Linked DNA regions of Homo sapiens: region 1 is linked to region 2. A link is a loop called in an ENCODE intact Hi-C map of the cell type or tissue named here. Cell type or tissue: heart right ventricle. All regions are shown on one strand. Each heading gives the region's core, and the rest is flanking DNA. Links, peaks and the distances in the headings are about the cores only.

What was found. Peaks named below come from ENCODE experiments on the same cell type or tissue, not always from the same donor. Only the 100,000 strongest peaks of a DNase experiment are listed, where the experiment ranks them.
Region 1: a loop joins it to region 2, with 7 times the contacts of the local background. A loop is called at or near these places in 14 of 110 quality-filtered maps.

Annotation. Positions count from the first base shown.
Region 1 is chr22:17,253,519-17,261,843 of GRCh38, forward strand. CECR3 (cat eye syndrome chromosome region, candidate 3) reads right to left here. Exons shown (of 3, transcript NR_038398.2): 2 at 7,272-7,527; 3 at 3,341-4,788. Among named protein-coding and RNA genes, the nearest start is that of CECR3, 9.1 kb to the right of the region's middle. RefSeq lists an enhancer at 7,287-7,872. In heart right ventricle, for the core only: no CTCF peak of the experiment used is centred there; a DNase peak (open chromatin) is centred at 4,823; H3K4me3 peaks cover 986 bases; H3K27ac peaks cover 1,429 bases.
Region 2 is chr22:17,201,806-17,210,130 of GRCh38, forward strand. ADA2 (adenosine deaminase 2) reads right to left here. Exons shown (of 10, transcript NM_001282225.2): 2 at 7,551-7,918; 3 at 5,266-5,485; 4 at 1,758-1,968. The coding sequence starts at 7,872. Among named protein-coding and RNA genes, the nearest start is that of ADA2, 13 kb to the right of the region's middle. RefSeq lists an enhancer at 374-874. In heart right ventricle, for the core only: a CTCF peak has its summit at 3,820 (motif pointing right); no DNase peak of the experiment used is centred there; H3K27me3 peaks cover 469 bases.

The DNA of each region.
Region 1 (8,325 bases), core at 43-8,042, 52 kb after region 2:
GCGTGGTGGCACGCGCCTATAATCCCAGCTACCAGGGAGGCTGAAGCAGGAAAATCACTTGAACAAAGGAGGCAGAGGTTGCAATAAGCCGAGATTGTGCCACTGCACTCCAGCCTGGGTGACAGAGTGAGACTGTCTCAAAAAAAAAAAAAAAAAGAGAGAGAGAGAAAGAGAGATAAAAGAATAAAAGTTTAGGACGGGCGCAGTGGTTCACGCCTGTAATACTAGCACTTTGGGAGGCCAAGGCAGGCAGATCACCAGGTCAGGAGATCGAGACCATCCTGGCTAACATGGTAAAACCCCATCTTTACTAAAAATAAAAAATAAAAAAAATTAGCTGGGCGTGGTGGCGGGCGCCTGTAGTCCCAGCTACTTGGGAGGCTGAGGCAGGAGAATGGTGTGAACCTGGGAGGCAGAGCTTGCAGTGAGCTGAGATCGCGTCACTGCACTCAAGCCTGGAGAACAGAGCGAGACTCCGTCTCAAAAAAAAAAAAGAATAAAAGGTTAGCCGGGTGTGGTGGTTCACGTCTGTAATCCCAGCACTTTGGGAGCCCAACACGGGCTGATCACCTGAGGTCTGGAGTTCCAGACCAGCCTGACCAACGTGGCAAAACGCCATCTCTACTAAAAATACAAAAATTAGCCAGGCATGGTGGTGGGCGCCTGTAATCCCAATTACTTGGGAGGCTGAGGCAGGAGAATCGCTTGAACCTGGGAGTCGGAGGTTGCAGTGAGCTAAGATCGTGACATTGCACTCCAGCATGGGTAACGGAGTGAGACCCTGTTCCAAAAAAAACCAAAAAAAGTGGCAAAAATAGACTTAAAGAATTTTTTTTTTCCTTGAGATGGAGTCTCTCTCAGGCGTGATCTCGGCTCACTGCAACCTCCGCCTCCCGGGTTCACACCATTCTCCTGCCTCAGCCTCCCGAGTAGCTGGGATTACAGGTGGCCGCCACCATGCCCGGCTAATTTTTGTATTTTTTAGTAGAGACAGGGTTTCACCATATTGGCCAGGCTGATCTCGAACTCCTGACCTTGTGATCCACCCACCTCAGCCTCCCAAAGTGCTGGAATTACAGGCATGAGCCACCGTGCCCAGCCAAGAATATTTTTTGAGGATTGTAAGCTCCTTTAGGAGGAGAACCACGCCTGGCTTGCTATCTCCCCACCAGAACCCCCATCTCTATCACAGGGTCTTACACAAAACAGGTACTCCAAAAAAAAAAACTTTAAAAATTCATCAGTTCTTGATTCTCTCATCTAACCTGGTGTAAATGGCTGAAGTAGAGATGGGTGGGATCTAGGCCTTTGGACATTTGACTGCATCACAGATGCTGAGGCAAAACCCACCCGCCAGGAGACTGCTTGAATTTTCACTAGAATGCCAGTCCTAGCCTTGGAGTTATGGCTTGAGCCTAGGAGTTCAAGCCTAGCCTGGGCAACATAGGGAGACCCCGTCTCTAGAAAAAATTTAAAAAATTAATTGGGTGTAGTGGTGCATATCTGTAGTCCCAGGCAGCCAGGAGGCTTGCCTAAGCCCAGGGGTTTAAGACTGCAATGAGCTATGATTGTGCTATTGCACTCCAGCCTGGGAAAAAGAGCCAGATCCTGTCTTAAAAAAAAAAAAATGGTTAGGGCCAAGTGGGGTGGCTCACGCCTGTAATCCCAGCACTTTGGGAGGCTAAGGCAGGTGGATTGCCTGAGGTCAGGAGTTCAAGACCAGCCTGGCCAACATGGTGAAACCCCGTCTCTACCCAAAATACAAAAATTAGCCAGGCATGCTGGCGCGCGCCTGTAGTCCCAGCTACTTGGGAGGCTGAGGCAGGAGAATCGCTTGAACTCAGGAGGCGGAGGTTGCAGTGAGCTGAGCATCACGCCACTGCACTCCAGCCTGGGCAACAGAGTAAGACTGTCTCAAAAAAAAAAAAAAACAGGTTAAAACATAATAAAAATGGAGATTTTAATAGCGCCTCCCTCACTAAATAATCCCATAGGATAAAGGATGTAAAACTTCTGCCACAATGCATGATACATATATAGCAGGCACTCAAGAAAGAATAGCTGGTATTATTCTTGTTATTATTGCAACTATAGTCGATAAAGCCTTTGTAAGTACAATCTACCAGAATACATTTCTTAAGGCTAAGTTTCTTAAATGTAACAAATAAATTCCACTATCACCTTTGAAATCCATTTATCAGTCCGCTTGGTTTATTTTCCCATGTTCTTTAGGTTGAAGGGAGAAATGGGAGATGTTTGACAGAATTTTTTTTTTTTTGATGGAGTCTCGCACTGTAGCCAGGCTGGAGTGCAGTGGCACGATCTCAGCTCACTGCAACCTCTACCTCCCAGGTTCAAGCGATTCTCCTGCCTCAGCCTCTCAAGTAGCTGGGACTACAGGCACGCACCACCACGCCCAGCTAATTTTTGTATTTTTAGTAGAGACGGGGTTTCATCATATTGGCCAGGATGGTCTCAATCTCCTGACCTCGTGATCCATCCGCCTCAGCCTCCCAAAGTGCTGGGATTATAGGCACGAGCCACCGTGCCCAACCTTGACAGAATTGTTTTCGGAGAGTTCCATTAAATTTGGCCTCACCAATAGGTGGGTCCACTCTATTCGGATAAGGACTAAGTCAACCGTTATCTCTGTATTCCTTTGGGTCCAGCAATGTCAGTCACAGAGTAAGTGCTCAAAGAAACGTTTGATAAATGAAATGGAATCCATCTGAAGCCCAAGAGCACTTACCTTATATAAAGCAGAGCTCAGGGAGCCTCCCTGGGAGGTAGAAGGTGCAGGAGCCATTAATCCCATAGAAATCTGAACCGGAAATGCTCAAGAAGATGGTATGCTGGAGCTTCTGCCCTTTGGAACCCCTGACCTGCAAGAGGCAACTCCCAGAGCTTCCCTAAGATAAAAGTTTTAACTGGTGCCTCAGCCAGGGAATCTGGGTTTGGGAAAAAGACAGCAATTCAAGCTGGCTGTCTGACCAACCAACCACCATTAAGGGGTAATTTTTCGTTGTTGTTGTTTTTGTTTTATACAGAGTCTCGCTCTGTCGTCCAGGCTGGAGTGCAGTGGCATGATCTCAGCTCATTGCAACCTCTGCCTCCCAGGTTCAAGTAATTCTCCTGTCTCAGCCTCCCAAGTAGCTGGGACTACAGGCACCTACCACCACGCCCTGCTAATTTTTCTATTTTTAGTAGACATGGGGCTTCAACTTGTTGGTCAGGCTGGTCTCAAACTGCTGACCTCAGGTGATCCACCTGCCTCAGCCTTCCAAAGTGCTGGGATTACAGGCTACAGGTGTGAGCCAACACACCCCACCTAAGGGGCGATTTTATTGGGTTATCCTGTCTCTGGAGAAGGAAACAGGCCACAGTCAATGAAATTAGCATTCTAAAAGCAAGAGAATCTGTAAAGTAGAAAAGGACCTTGAGATGGGAGCATGCGTTTTACACAGGAAGGCCCAGATTTGGCCCAGTCTGCCCCAAGACCACCTAACTTGTCAGTAGCAAAGCTGGGATGAATAAAAGCTCAGCTTCCTGACTCCCTGTCCCCAGTTCTTTCCACCACTCCAGCTGGCCACTCCCAATCCCCCTGCTAAGCCAACCCACCTACAGTGTCACTGTCCCTCATTCCCAAATCCCTTACTCAATCCCCCACAGCCTTTTCCATCCTTCCTGCCTTCCTAGCGCTATAGGGTTGGCGGGGCAGAGTGCTCAGAGACCAGCAAGCTGGGATGTGGGGTCTTCCCGAGGTGGTGCAGGATGTTTTGGCTGCTTAGAGGAGGAGCAGGGCAGGCATCTGCAAAAGGCATCTGCATTTCTTACACACTCCCTAACTGCCAGGCCCAGTGCCAGATCGCAGACCCTTTGTCAACAGAGATGCCCTGGCTTTGTAAACCAAGAGGGAGGCAGAAAAAGTCCTCTAGCAACACAGACTGGCCTCTGGGGGAGGCGGGAGAGGGAATTGTCTACGAAAGTTCTCATTTAAACAAACAAACAACAAGATGAAAATAATAAGCTAGGCAAAGAGCCAAGGGGGAACAGCAAGCAAACTCCTGAAATTGCACTGTAATTAAAGCATAGCTGCCTTCCAGATTCTCAAGTGCTGAGATGGGCTGGAGGGATGTTTACTAACCTGGTCAAAAGACATCAGGGCAAATTAAGCTCATCCCAGCCTTGCCTCCAAACACTTTAGAATGCAAATGAGACATGCCAAATTTGCATCTGGGGCATGAAGGGGACCAATAAGTAACCTGTACAGGTCTTGAGCGTTTGGTGAGAAGAATCCAAACTGGCCACTGTGAAGGGAGGCACTGGGGAATGCTGAGCAGGGGGTGGGGTGGCTATCCTGTTTCACCAGAGATGATTTTTTTTTTGGTTTGGTCCAGGCCGATCTCGAGGCTAGGAGCTAGCTGACTAGCCCTCCAGGACCATGCCAATTCACATATGAGAGTACACCAGACTTAGGCCCAGGAAGATTTACATGAGTTTGTGCCAGTATTAACCCCCGGAGATGCCTACCCAATCAGAGCCATTGCGCCAAGGCAAGGAAGGCATTGCCAGGGCGTTTGCATGACAGAAACTAGCATATGGGCTCAAGAGAAACCTTTCTGGGCAGGGGGAGGGAGGGCCATACCCACATGAATCACTCTCTGGTGGTTTTGCTTTGGTTTCAGAACCTGTGGCTAAGGCAGAAGGACCAGTAGGGCCCCTGGCCGCGTTGATTTTTCTCCTCCCAGCTGCTTCTGTCTCTCTCTCAGGCTCCTGGAAACAAAACAGCTGAGCAGATAAACAAGTCACCACCTGCACCCTCCTCCCCCGTGACACCGCCCCTGTCCCCAAGTCCCACCCCTTCTTCTTGCACTCTCTCCCTCCATTCCTCCCTGAAGCCAAACTTCCGGCAGCAGCTGCAGCTGCTCTCTCCCCTCCCATGCCTGCCTCCCCAGCACAGTCCCCTGCCGCAGCCCCTGCCCCACCAATGGCAAATGAGGAACATGTGTATAGAGCCCTGGGCTCTCCCTCCTCCTGAGGCCATTTCCAACAAAACACTTGTGCTTTCTGAAAGTAAGATGTGGAGCTCTGGAGTCCCCAAGGAAAACGGGTTTATGGCATCCGCCAGCCCTGGAGCCAGTGAGTGTCTGGCCCCTTGGCCCAGAGCCCCACTGCCAGGCACAGGCAAACTGGGAGGAAGGGGTTAATCTGAGCAGAGGAGGCCAGGAGGGGCCCAGTTCCATTCCCGACTGCAGGGGATGCTCATCCCCGGGATGGAGGTCAGCAGGAAGCAGCTCAAAGAGGCCAGGAGGCCAAGGCCCAGTTTAAACACTGAATGAAGGCCACCTTTTCAGTAGCATGCACATGTGTGCATGCACACACACGTACACACTCATACACACATGTTACCATGCACATAGTATCCTCTTATTAACAACGTTAAGGTTGTCACGACAGACTCTGGGTTTGGTGTCGGAAGCCCTGCATCAGGGCTGTTTAATAAGTCCCCAGCGCCAATGGTAGGCACTATGGAGGCCCAAACTGTTGGGGAGGGGAACCTCAGAGTGCCTTCTCCCAGGGAGGGGTGTGTGTGCCAGGAGCTGGGTGATGGAGCTCCTCCAGAGCTTTTCTTGGAAGTTCAGAGTTTAACTCTGGGTTAGTAGGGCTCACCTTAGTTCTGAGGCATGTAGGTGAAGACACTGCAATTAGGAAGGTGATGGGGCAGGGGACTAGCCTGTCTTCACCCCCAGGCTTATGTCTGTCTTTCTTCCTTTCTTCCTTTTCTTTCCTTCCTTCTTCCTTCCTTTCTTCCTTTCCTTCTTTCCTTCTTCTTTCTTTTTTTTTTTTGAGATGGAGTCTAGCTCTGTCACCCAGGCTGGAGTGCAATGGTGCGATCTCAGCCCACTGCAACCTCCGCCTCCCGGGTTCAAGTGATTCCCCTGCCTCAGCCTCCCAAGTAGCTGGGATTACAGACACCCACCACCACGCCCAGCTAATTTTTGTATTTTTAATAGAGACGGGGTTTCACCATGTTGGCCAGGCTGGTCTTGAACTCCTGACCTCAAGTGATCCACCTGCCTTGGCCTCTCAAAGTGTTGGGATTACAGGCGTGAGCCACCGTGGCTGGCCCTTTTCTTTTTTCTTTTTTTTTTTTAAGAAGCAGAGTCGGCCGGGCGCAGTGGCTCACACCTATAATCCCAGCACTCTGGGAGGCCCAGGTGGGTGGGTCACGAGGTCAGGAGTTCAAGACTAGTCTGGCCAACATAGTGAAACCCTGTCTCTACTAAAATACAAAAAATTAGCCAGGCATGGTGGCGTGTGCCTGTAGTCCCAGCTACTCAGGAGGCTGAGGCAGGAGAATCGCTTGAACCCAGGAGGCGGAGGCTGCAGTGAGCCAAGATCGCACCACTGCACTCCAGCCTGGGCGACAGACAGAGTGAGACTCCATTTCAAACAAACAAACAAAAAGAAAAAAAGAAAGAAAGAAAGAAAAAGTAAGAGTCTCGCTCTGTCTCCCAGGCTGGAGTGCAGTGGGGTGACCTTTCCTCACTGCAGCATTGAACTCCTGGGCTCAAGGAATCCTCCCGCTTTAGCCTCCTGAGTCTATAGGTGCACACCACCACACCCAGCTAATTTTTAAGTGTTTTGTAGAGACAGGGTCTCCCTATGTTGCCCAAGCTGGTCTCAAACTCCTGGCCTGAAGCGATCCTCCTGACTTGGCCTCTCAAAGTGCTGAGATTACAGTTGTGAGCCACCATGCCCAGACCACATTTCCCCAGAACTCTATCTTTCCTGCTTGTGGACAAGGCAGGGGATGGATTTGGCGTCTGAGAAAGACAAACACAACCTTTAATTTGCTGACTGTCTCATACCTGTCTGCACAGCCTGCTGCTGTTTCGTGTGGAAAGTAACAGTAGCCTGGATAGCTCACAGCTGGGTTTGAAACAGTTAATGGCTGAGTGACCTTGAACAAATTACTTGACCTCCCTGAGCCTGTCTTCTCATTGGTAAAATGTTAACAATATCTGGCTCTGACTCAGAGTTAAATTACTCTTTTGTTTTTCAGGTGGAATTAAGTGACAAGGCAAAGCTAATGTAAGATACATAAAACACCAAAAACACCAAGCATTCTGCCGTGAACCCATTTGGTGCTCAATAAAATCATTGCCCTTTTTTTGGTGTTTTGTTGGAGACAAAACGGAAACACCAAATGGCTGGTGGAAGTGGTAGGAAAAAAGGAGACCAAAAACCCAGTGGCTCTGAAGAGGTACCTGCAGACCCACTGGGCAGGGTAGAGAGGAGCCCAGTGGGAACTTTTCTGCCAGGAGGAATCAGCGGGCAGAGCTCTTCTTCCCATTTGTCCAGCAGGGCTTCTCATCCTCAGCACTGCTGACATTTGCGCCAGATATTTCTTTGTTTTGGAGGCTGTCCTGTGCACTGTCGGATGTTTAGCAGCATCGTCAGCCTCTACTCTCCAGGTGAAGTAGCAAGTTGTCTGCCTCCCGCAGTTATGACAATCAGAATGTCCTGGTGGAGGGGGGCAGAATCACCCTGTGAGCTCCGCTATAGAGCTCAGAGCCCCACCTCCTTTAGGAGTCTGAGCCAAGGCTGCGTCCACAGGAGGGAGTCACTGACGGTTGGAGGACTGATATTCACCAATACCTTTCCCACAAACAAGAGATGCCTGAGAAAGACCTGGTCATGCAGGAGGTGGTGAGTGGCTACTGGAAGAAATATGGTGGCTGGGGGAGGGGCAAGGGAGAAGTCTGCCTGCGGTTGAGCAGGCTGGCTGGAGAGCCAAGGCCAGTGCCCACTAGTGACTCTCCCGAGGGGTGTTGCCTTGGTGGGCTTCCCCGCTCTGGCCTTTTGTCACCTTGTTTGCTGAATCCAGGTAAAATTTTTGACCAAATTGGAAAGCAATTCCGGGGAGTTGGAGTCAGATCTGTCCCTACCCTTGCTGTTGCTAATGAGCTGTATGACCTTAGTTGAGCCATTTGATCTCTCTGCAACTGTTTCTTGGGCTGTGAAACATGGGGGTTGGAGTCTCTGATTTCTAAGGTCCTTTTCAGCTGTAAGTTCTAAGGCCTGTGAATACCACAGTGTGATGAAGCCAACTGGGTGGTGGTGAGGGCCTTGTAAGTTTCAGTCTTACTGCAAGCCGGCGATAGAATTCTCCCCATGTCTTTGTTAAGAACTCTTGGCCGGGCACAGTGGCTCATGCCTGTAATCCCAGCATTTTGGGAGGCCGAGGCAGGTGGATCACCTGAGGTCAGGAGTTTGAGACCAGCCTAGCCAAGATGGTGAAACCCCGTCTCTACTAAAAAT
Region 2 (8,325 bases), core at 123-8,122:
CAGAGTACCTAACCTCAGTTATCCTTTGCTTCTGGCCAAAATGCAAGACCCAAAAATCAGATTTTTTTGATGATGCTCCCTTCTTTTGGACTCTTTCTACTCCTTTCCATTTCACTCTCTCCAAACTTCCTTCCTTAAAATCAAATTTTTTTTTCTTTTTTCTTTTTTTTTTTTTTTTTTTTTTGAGACGGAGTCTCGCTCTGTCATCCAGGCTGAAGAGCAATGGCGGTATCTCTGCTCACTGCAAGCTCCTCCCCCTGGGTTCAAGTGATTCTCCCGCCTCAGCCTCCCGAGTAGCTGATTACAGGTGCGCACCACCATGCCAGCTAATTTTTTTTTTTTTTGAGACAGTCTCACTCTGTCACTCAGGCTAGAGTGCAATGACACAATCTCTGCTCACTGCAACCTCCACCTCCCAGGTTCAAGCAATTCTCCTGCCTCAGCCTCCCAAGTAGCTAGAAGTACAGGCATGCGCCATCGCGCCCAGCTAATTTTTGTATTTTTAGTAGAGACAGGGTTTCACCATGTTGGCCAGGATGGTCTCGATCTCGACCTCGTGATCCGCCTGCCTCAGCCTCCCGAGTGCTGAGATTACAGGCATGAGCCACCTCGCCCGGCCAACAGCTAATTTTTGTATTTTTAGTAGAGATGGAATTTCGCCATGTTGACCAGGCTGGTTTCAAACTCCTGGCCTCAAGTGATCCACCAGCCTTAGCCTCCCAAAGTGCTGGGATTATAGGCATGAGCCAATGCACCTGGCCTCCCCTCTCTTTTTAACCTCTCCACACTTCTTCCTTCTGTGTGCAAAACAAGTCTCTCCATCCTAAAAAGAAACCTGTGGCCCCTGTGGTTCCCTCCAGCTATCTCGATGTTCTTTTTCTCAAATCACACTCAGAGCCTTTAATCAGCCAAACCTGGCTCCAATTCATCACCTGTATTTCATTTTTCTTTCTCTTTTCCTTTCTTTCTTTTTTTTTTTGTGTGTGTGTGTTTTTTGAGACAACATCTAACTCTGTCACCCAGGCTGGAGTGCAGTGGTGCGATCTTGGCTCAGTGCAATCTCTGCTTCCCAGGTTCAAGTGTTCTCCTGCCTCAGCCTCCCGAGTAGCTGGGACTACAGGCTCATGCCCGGCTAATTTTTTGTATTTTTAGTAGAGACAGTGTTTCACCATATTGGCCAGGCTGGTCTCAAACTCTTGACCTTGTGATCTGCCTGCCTCGGCCTCCCAAAGTGCTGGGATTACAGGTGTGAGCCACCATGCCCGGCCGTCTATTTCATTTTTCTACTCCCAGAAATGGGGTTTCTCTTCTCAGCATGTTACTGAAACTGCTCAAAGGTGACCTTGTAATTTCCAAATCCCATGGACGATTATGCATCTGCATGTCTCTTGCCCTCACCCTGCCATGTGGCTCCTTTTATTTTTCAAACCCCTTGTTTTGGCCCCTAAGATGGCTCTATCCCAATTCTCCTTCTCAGCTTATGTCACGAGGCCCTGAGTATCATGGCAGAGGGGAGAACGGGGAACCATGAGAAACAGGGGGGCAAAGGGCAGCACGGAATGTGTTCCCAGTTTTGCTGGAGGCTGCCCAGTCCATTTCAGGTTTCCTTGCTCATGTTGGCCCCTGGAAAGGCACATGATCCCTTGCACCAGAGACCTGAGTGGTCAATTCATGAGCATTCAGTCTTCTACCAGCTAAGATCTGAGTCAGGCCAGAGCAAAGGAGGTGGGAGGAACAGAGAGGAGAGCTGGGCTCACCGGCAGCAGCCTGGCTCTGATCTCCATGTAGAGCACGTTGTCCTCGTAGAACTCCTGCATGCTCCGGAAGACATAGTCTCTGAACACTGGTGCGTAATGGATGAGACCAGAGATGGTGAAGAAGATGGTTTCAAATTTCGACCAGACAACATTTTGGTTTGTGTAAATCACCTCCGGGTGCTGGGTCACCAGAGTGAAATTCCTCAGCAAGCTGTCCAAGACACGAAGTGGGGAGTGGCAGAGGCATGATCCAGGACACTGCCCCCGGGCGCCCATAGGACTGCTACCCACCTTGCATATCCCAGCTAGCAGCTCACAGGATTCACCCTAGAGTGGAGATAAGGAAGGGGCAAAGGGGAGCATTCCCACGCTCACGATATAAGCATGGGTCCTGTGGCCAGGCAGCCCACTGCCTGCTTAAACCCAAACCCCAAACGCAGGAGACTGCTTAAGATGAGAGCTCACCAGTCAGTCTCTCCTGGCTCCTGTCCTCCCTCTGTATGCTTGGCCAGTCTGACCCCACTGTACTTTCTAGACCAAAAAGCTCTCTCTCTCTCTCTTTTTTTCTTCCTATACCCACTGACAGGAAACTAGACCAAGCTCTTTTTGGGGAATGTTATGGACTAACTTGTGTCCCCAAACCCCCAAATTCAAATATTGAAGCCCTAGCCCTCATTTGGAGAAGGGAATTTTAAAGAGATGATTAAGACTAAATGAGGTTGTAAGGATGGGGCTCTACCCTAATAAGATGGGTGTCCTTGTAAGAAGAGGAGGCCAGGCGTGGTGGCTCACGCCTGTAATCCCAACACTTTGGGAGGCCAAGATGGGTGGATCATTTGAGGTCAGGAGTTCGAGATCAGCCTGGCCAACATAGTGAAACCCCATCTCTACTAAAATACAAAAATCAGCCAGGCGTGGTGGTTTGTCCCTGTAATCCCAGTTACTAGGGAGGCAAGAGAATTGTTTGAACCCTGGAAGTGGAGGTTGTAGTGAGCTGAGATCGCACCACTGTACTCCAGCCTGGGCGACACAGCAAGACTCATCTCAAAAAAAAAAAAAGAAGAAGAAGAAGAGACCGCAGGAGTGCACATACAGAGGAAAGGCCATGTGAGTACACAGCCAGAGGCGCCTTCTGCACGCCAAGGACAGAGGTCTCAGGAGGAACCACCCCTGCCCTGGCACCTTGATCTTAGACTTCCAGCCTCCAGAACCATGAGAAAATCAATTCCTTCTTTTTTTTTTTTTTTTTTGAAACAGGGTCTCACTCTGTTGCCCAGGCTGGAGTGCAGTGTCACAATCACAGCTCGCTGCAGCCTCAATCTCCCAGGCTCAAGCAATCCTCTTATGTCAGCCCCCTGGGGTAGCTGAGACTATAGGTGTACACCACCACATCTGGTTAATTTTTTATTTTTTGTTGAGATGGGGATCTCACTATGTTGCCCAGACTGGTCTTTCTTTCTTTCTTTTTTTTTTTAAACAGAATCTTGCTCTGTCGCCCAGGCTGGAGTGCAGTAGCATGATCTCAGCTCTCTGCAACCTCCGCCTCCCAGGTTCAAGTGATTCTCCTGCCTTGGCCTCCCGAGTAGCTGGGATTACAGGTGGCTGCCAGCATGCACGGCTAATTTTTTTGTATTTTTAGTAGAGACAGGGTTTCACCATGTTGGCCTGGCTGGTTTTGAACTCCTGACCTCAAGTGATCCGCCCACCTCGGTCTCCCAAAGTGTTAGGATTACAAGCATGAGCCACCACACCCGGCCACCAGGCTGGTCTTGAACTCCTGGGTGCAAGTGATCCTCCCACCTCAGCCTCCCGAAGTGCTAGGATTACAGGCATGACCCAGTGTGCCCGGCTTGAGAAAATCAGTTCCTATTGTTTAAGCTCCCCAGCCTGTGGTATTCTGTTATGGCAGCTCGAGCAGGTTAATGAAGGGAGTGGAATGGAAATAACTCGAATCAGCACCCAGGTTTGTATCCCCAACTGGCCATTTACCAGCTGTGTGTCCTTGCATAAGCTAATTAACCTTGCTCAGCTTCACGTTTCTCATTTCATAAAGGGAAGTAACCTCAGGGGGGCACTCTGTAGACATTTCTGTGACCAAATTAATTGTCACTTATAATATTACTATACAATGCCAGGCACAATGGCTCGGCTCATGCCTGTAGTCCTAGCACTTTGGGAGGCCAAGGTGAGAGGACGGCTTGAGCCGCAGAGTTCAAGACCAGCCTGGGCAACACGGCAAAACCCCATCTCACAAAAAATACAAAAATTAGCTGGGCATGATGGTGCACACCTCTAGTGTGCTGACACAGGAGGATTGCTTCAGCTGACACAGGAGGCTGACACAGGAGGATTGCTTCAGCCTGGGAGGTTGAGTCTGAAGTGAGCCGAGATTGTGCCACTGCACTCCAGCCTAGATGATAGAATGAGACCCTGTCTTAAATAGTAATAATAATAATGATACTATACAAGTCTGTTAGGAAGTTGCTGCATCAGATTTTCAAGAAGATTTATCTTCCAGCTAGATTGTCATCACTTCAGAGCTAGGAACTTTTATTCTCTCTGGTTTTATTGAGCATCAGACAAATCTCATTTGCTACAGCAATAGTGTTGCTGACTAGGCATGGTCACTCATGCCTGTAATCTCAGCACTTTGGGAGGCCAAGATGGGCAGATCTCCTGAGGTCAGGAGTTCAAGACCAGCCTGGCCAACATGGTGAAACCCTGTCTCTACTAAAAATACAAAAATTAGCCAGGCATGGTGGCACATGTCTGTAATCCCAGCTACTCAGAAAGCTGAGGCAGGAAAATCACTTGAACCCGGGAGGCAGAGGCTGCTGTGAGCCAAGATCAGGCTGCTGTGAGCCAAGATCACGCCACTACACTCCAACCTGGGTGACAGAGCAAGACCCTGTCTCAAATAATAATAATAATAAATAACAATAATAATAACAAACAAAAATAGTGTTGCTGATAATGCTTTTTGTAGATTTTAAATGCACCAGAAAAACTACTATGGATAGAAAAGGTGTTGAATGCTTTTGTGGAGCAAAGTATCCTGCAAGGTTAAAAGAAAAAGGTGCTCATGCTTTTTTTTTGAGATAGGGTTTTATTTTGTCACTCAGGCTGGAGTACAGTGGCTCCATCTCAGTTCACTGTGGCCTCAACCTCCTGGGTTAAAGTGATCCTCCTGGGTTAAAGTGATCCTCCTGCCTCAGCCTCCCAAGTACCTGGGACTACAGGTGCAGCACCACACCTGGCTAATTTTTTGTATTTTTGGTAGAGATGGGCTTTCACCATGTTGACCAGACTGGCAACTCCTGGGCTCAAGTGATCCGCTCGCCTTGGCCTCCCAAAGTGCTGGGATTATAGGCGTGAACCACCGCACTCAGCCTTGCCTCATGTTTTATTAAAGCCAGATTTTTATCTATAGGTTTGTACCAAGGGAGACACCTACCCACTGCCACCCCATGACAGGCCTGGGACATGTGCTTTCTGAACTACTACTCACCTGTCATCAAACTCAGTGACGTTCTGCACCCGCTTCCGATAATCCTCCAGCAGAATCCACTTGGAACATTTTTCTGATGGACGGGGAGTTGGGTGAGCAAATCTGAACTGCATGATCCCCCTTGGGGTGAAACAGATGTGGCAGTGAGGCCTGTAGGTGACATTCCTCACCAGCCAGTCCATAGTCACGATGCCAATGTCATGGAGGTGCAAGGCAGCCCCTGGAGAGGGAAGAAGAATGGTGAAGACAAAGGGGTGAAGTCCCATCCCAGGACTCCAGGGCTTGGGGACAAAGGAGGGGGTGAAGTCCCATCCCAGGACTCTGGGGCTGTGGGGACAAAGGGGTGAAGTCCCATCCCAGGGCTCCGGGGCTTGGGGACAAAGGGGTGAAGTCCCATCCCAGGGCTCCGGGGCTTGGGGACAGTGTGGATCACAAGAAGACGTGCAAGCAGAAGGATTTCTGTCCAGACATGTTTCTCGGAACTTGTTTAAGGCTCTAGTTTAAGGATGGGGCTTCCATGTCTCACTAATCAGGAGCCAGGGGTGATCTTGTCCAAGAGGGGCAGCATGGGAGAGTGAGAGGGCATCAGGCTTGGAACCAGAGAACTGAGGTTCAAGTCAGGGCTCCATTGGCTTCTAGCTCTCCAATGGGAGCCCAGGCCTTTCAATGAGGCCACCCAACACTGCATGACGGGATACACTGGGATGAGCCCCAGGGCCACGGTCCTTTTCACACACTTGTCCTCCATCCTCTCATCCTGCCCCTCAACTCCTCTCCCACTGGCTTTTCATCCCCTGCGCTGGGCCTGTGTCTGTACAGCTTCTGGCCTGCAGGCTTTGCCAGTTGAATCCCCATGCTTGTCCTCCCCACCAGACACCAGCTGTGCCCCTTGCTCCCCTAGGCACAGTGCATGCTGTCCCTCTGCGCTTCTTGTGCCCATCCAGCCCCTGGCCCTGACACGAGCCCCCAGACACCCTCTTATGCCTCCCAGCAACTGGGGATGCTACTTTACTGACCTCACGATTATTATTATTTTTTAAATCTCTATTTATAACATTAAAAGAAAAAAAAACAGCTGGGCACAGTGGCTCACTCCTGTAACCCCAGCACTTTGGGAGGCCGAGGCAGGCAGATCACGAGGTCAGGAGTTCGAGACCAGCCTGACTAACATGGTGAAACCCCATCTCTACTAAAAATACAAAAATTAGCCAGGCATGGTGGCATGTGCCTGTAATCCCAGCTACTCGGGAGGCTGAGGCAGGAGAATTGCTTGAACCTGGAAGAAGGATGTTGCAGTGAGCTGAGATCACGCCACCGCACTCCAGCCTGGGCGACAGAACAAGACTCCGTCTCAAAAAAAAAAAGAAAAAAAAAGAAAAAAAAAAAACAGGTGTTAAGTCTTTGTAAACTGCAAGCTGCTATTATTTTTACATTTTAAATTAACATTTTTGGCCAGGTGCAGTGGCTCACACCTGTAATCCCAGCACTTTGGGAGGCCGAGGAGTGTGGATTGCCTGAGCTCAGGTGTTCGAGATCAGCCTGGCCAACATGGTGAAACCCCGTCTCTACTAAAAGTACAAAAATTATCCAGGTGTGGTGGTTCATGCATGTAATCCCAGCTACTCAGGAGGCTGAGGCAGGAGAATCACTTGAACCTGGGAGGCAGAGGTTGCAGTGAGCCAAGATCACACCAGTGCACTTCAGCCTGGGCAACAGAGTGAGACTCTGTCTCAAAAAAAATTTTTTTTAATAAAAAAAAAAATTAACATTTTTTGGGGAACAGGGTCTTGCTCTGTCGCCCAGGCTGGAGTGCAGAGGTGCCATCATAGCTCCCTGCAAACTCCACCTCCTGGGCTCAAGCGATACTCTCCACTCAGCCTCCAGAGTAGCTCGGATTACAGGTGCACCACCACCCCTGGCTATTTATATGTGCGGGATGCTAATTATTTCATGTTTCATGGAGGTGTGTTTATACTACTCCAGGATGCTATATCACATTGTATCCTATGTGGTAGCTTAGCCCCTGGGAAAACTAAAAAGGGAATAGCAAAGTCTCAGGGCTGGATGCTTTTCCAATCCTGACTGTCTGCGAGTCCCCCAGGAAGCAGGGGTTTTGGTTTTCAACACCCTTTTCCTAGTCTACCCATAAGGACAGAGGAGCAGAACAGCTGAGTGAGGCTTTCTCTGCTCCATCTAGAATAGCAACAGCCACAAGCACAGTAATAGCCCCAAGATGAGTCCCTCTACCTTCCCAGCACCCCAAGCCACCCCTTTCCAAACCTTACCTTTTGGCATCATCCTTAGAATATTAAACACTTGACTTCTCTCAATGAGATGCTTGGCCTGGAAAAAGTGCATGCTGGGTGGGAATATCAGGGTCCTCATGGCCTCCTTCATCTCAGCGATTTTGAGCGTCATGAGCCTCTCATTGGCCAGCTCCTCCTTGGTGTTCAGCACCAGCCGCCCCCCCAGCCGCATCATCTTTTCTTTCAACAACAGATGCGCCCGTGTTTCATCTATGGATAGAGCTGAGCCGAAGAAAGACATTGCCACAGCCAACAGCAAGAAGCACAGGGCTGGCCGCTCAGATGGGCCATCCACCAACATCGGGATGCCTGGACTAGGAAAGGGCTCAGATGGAGACTCCACGGGACTGCAAAGGAGAGTGGGGGAGTGAAAACCTACAGATTTAAGGGTGGAACTCTGATCTTCCTTTTCTCGCCCTGCTCTCAGATTACCAGAAGGCAAGATATTGAAGGATTCTTCTTCCAGACCCCAGAGAAAAGACCTACAGGTACAGACAGGTAGGGGTTTCCCAATTTTTTTTTTTTTTTTTTTGAGACGGAGTCTCGCTCTGCTGCCCAGGCTGGAGCACGGTGGTGCAATCTCGGCTCACTGCGAGCTCCGCCTCCTGGGTTCACACCATTCTCCTGCCTCAGCCTCCCGAGTAGCTGGGACTACAGGTGCCCGCCACCATGCCCGGCTAATTTTTTGTATTTTTAGTAGAGACGGGGTTTCACTGTGTTAGACAGGATGGTCACGATCTCCTGACCTCGTGAT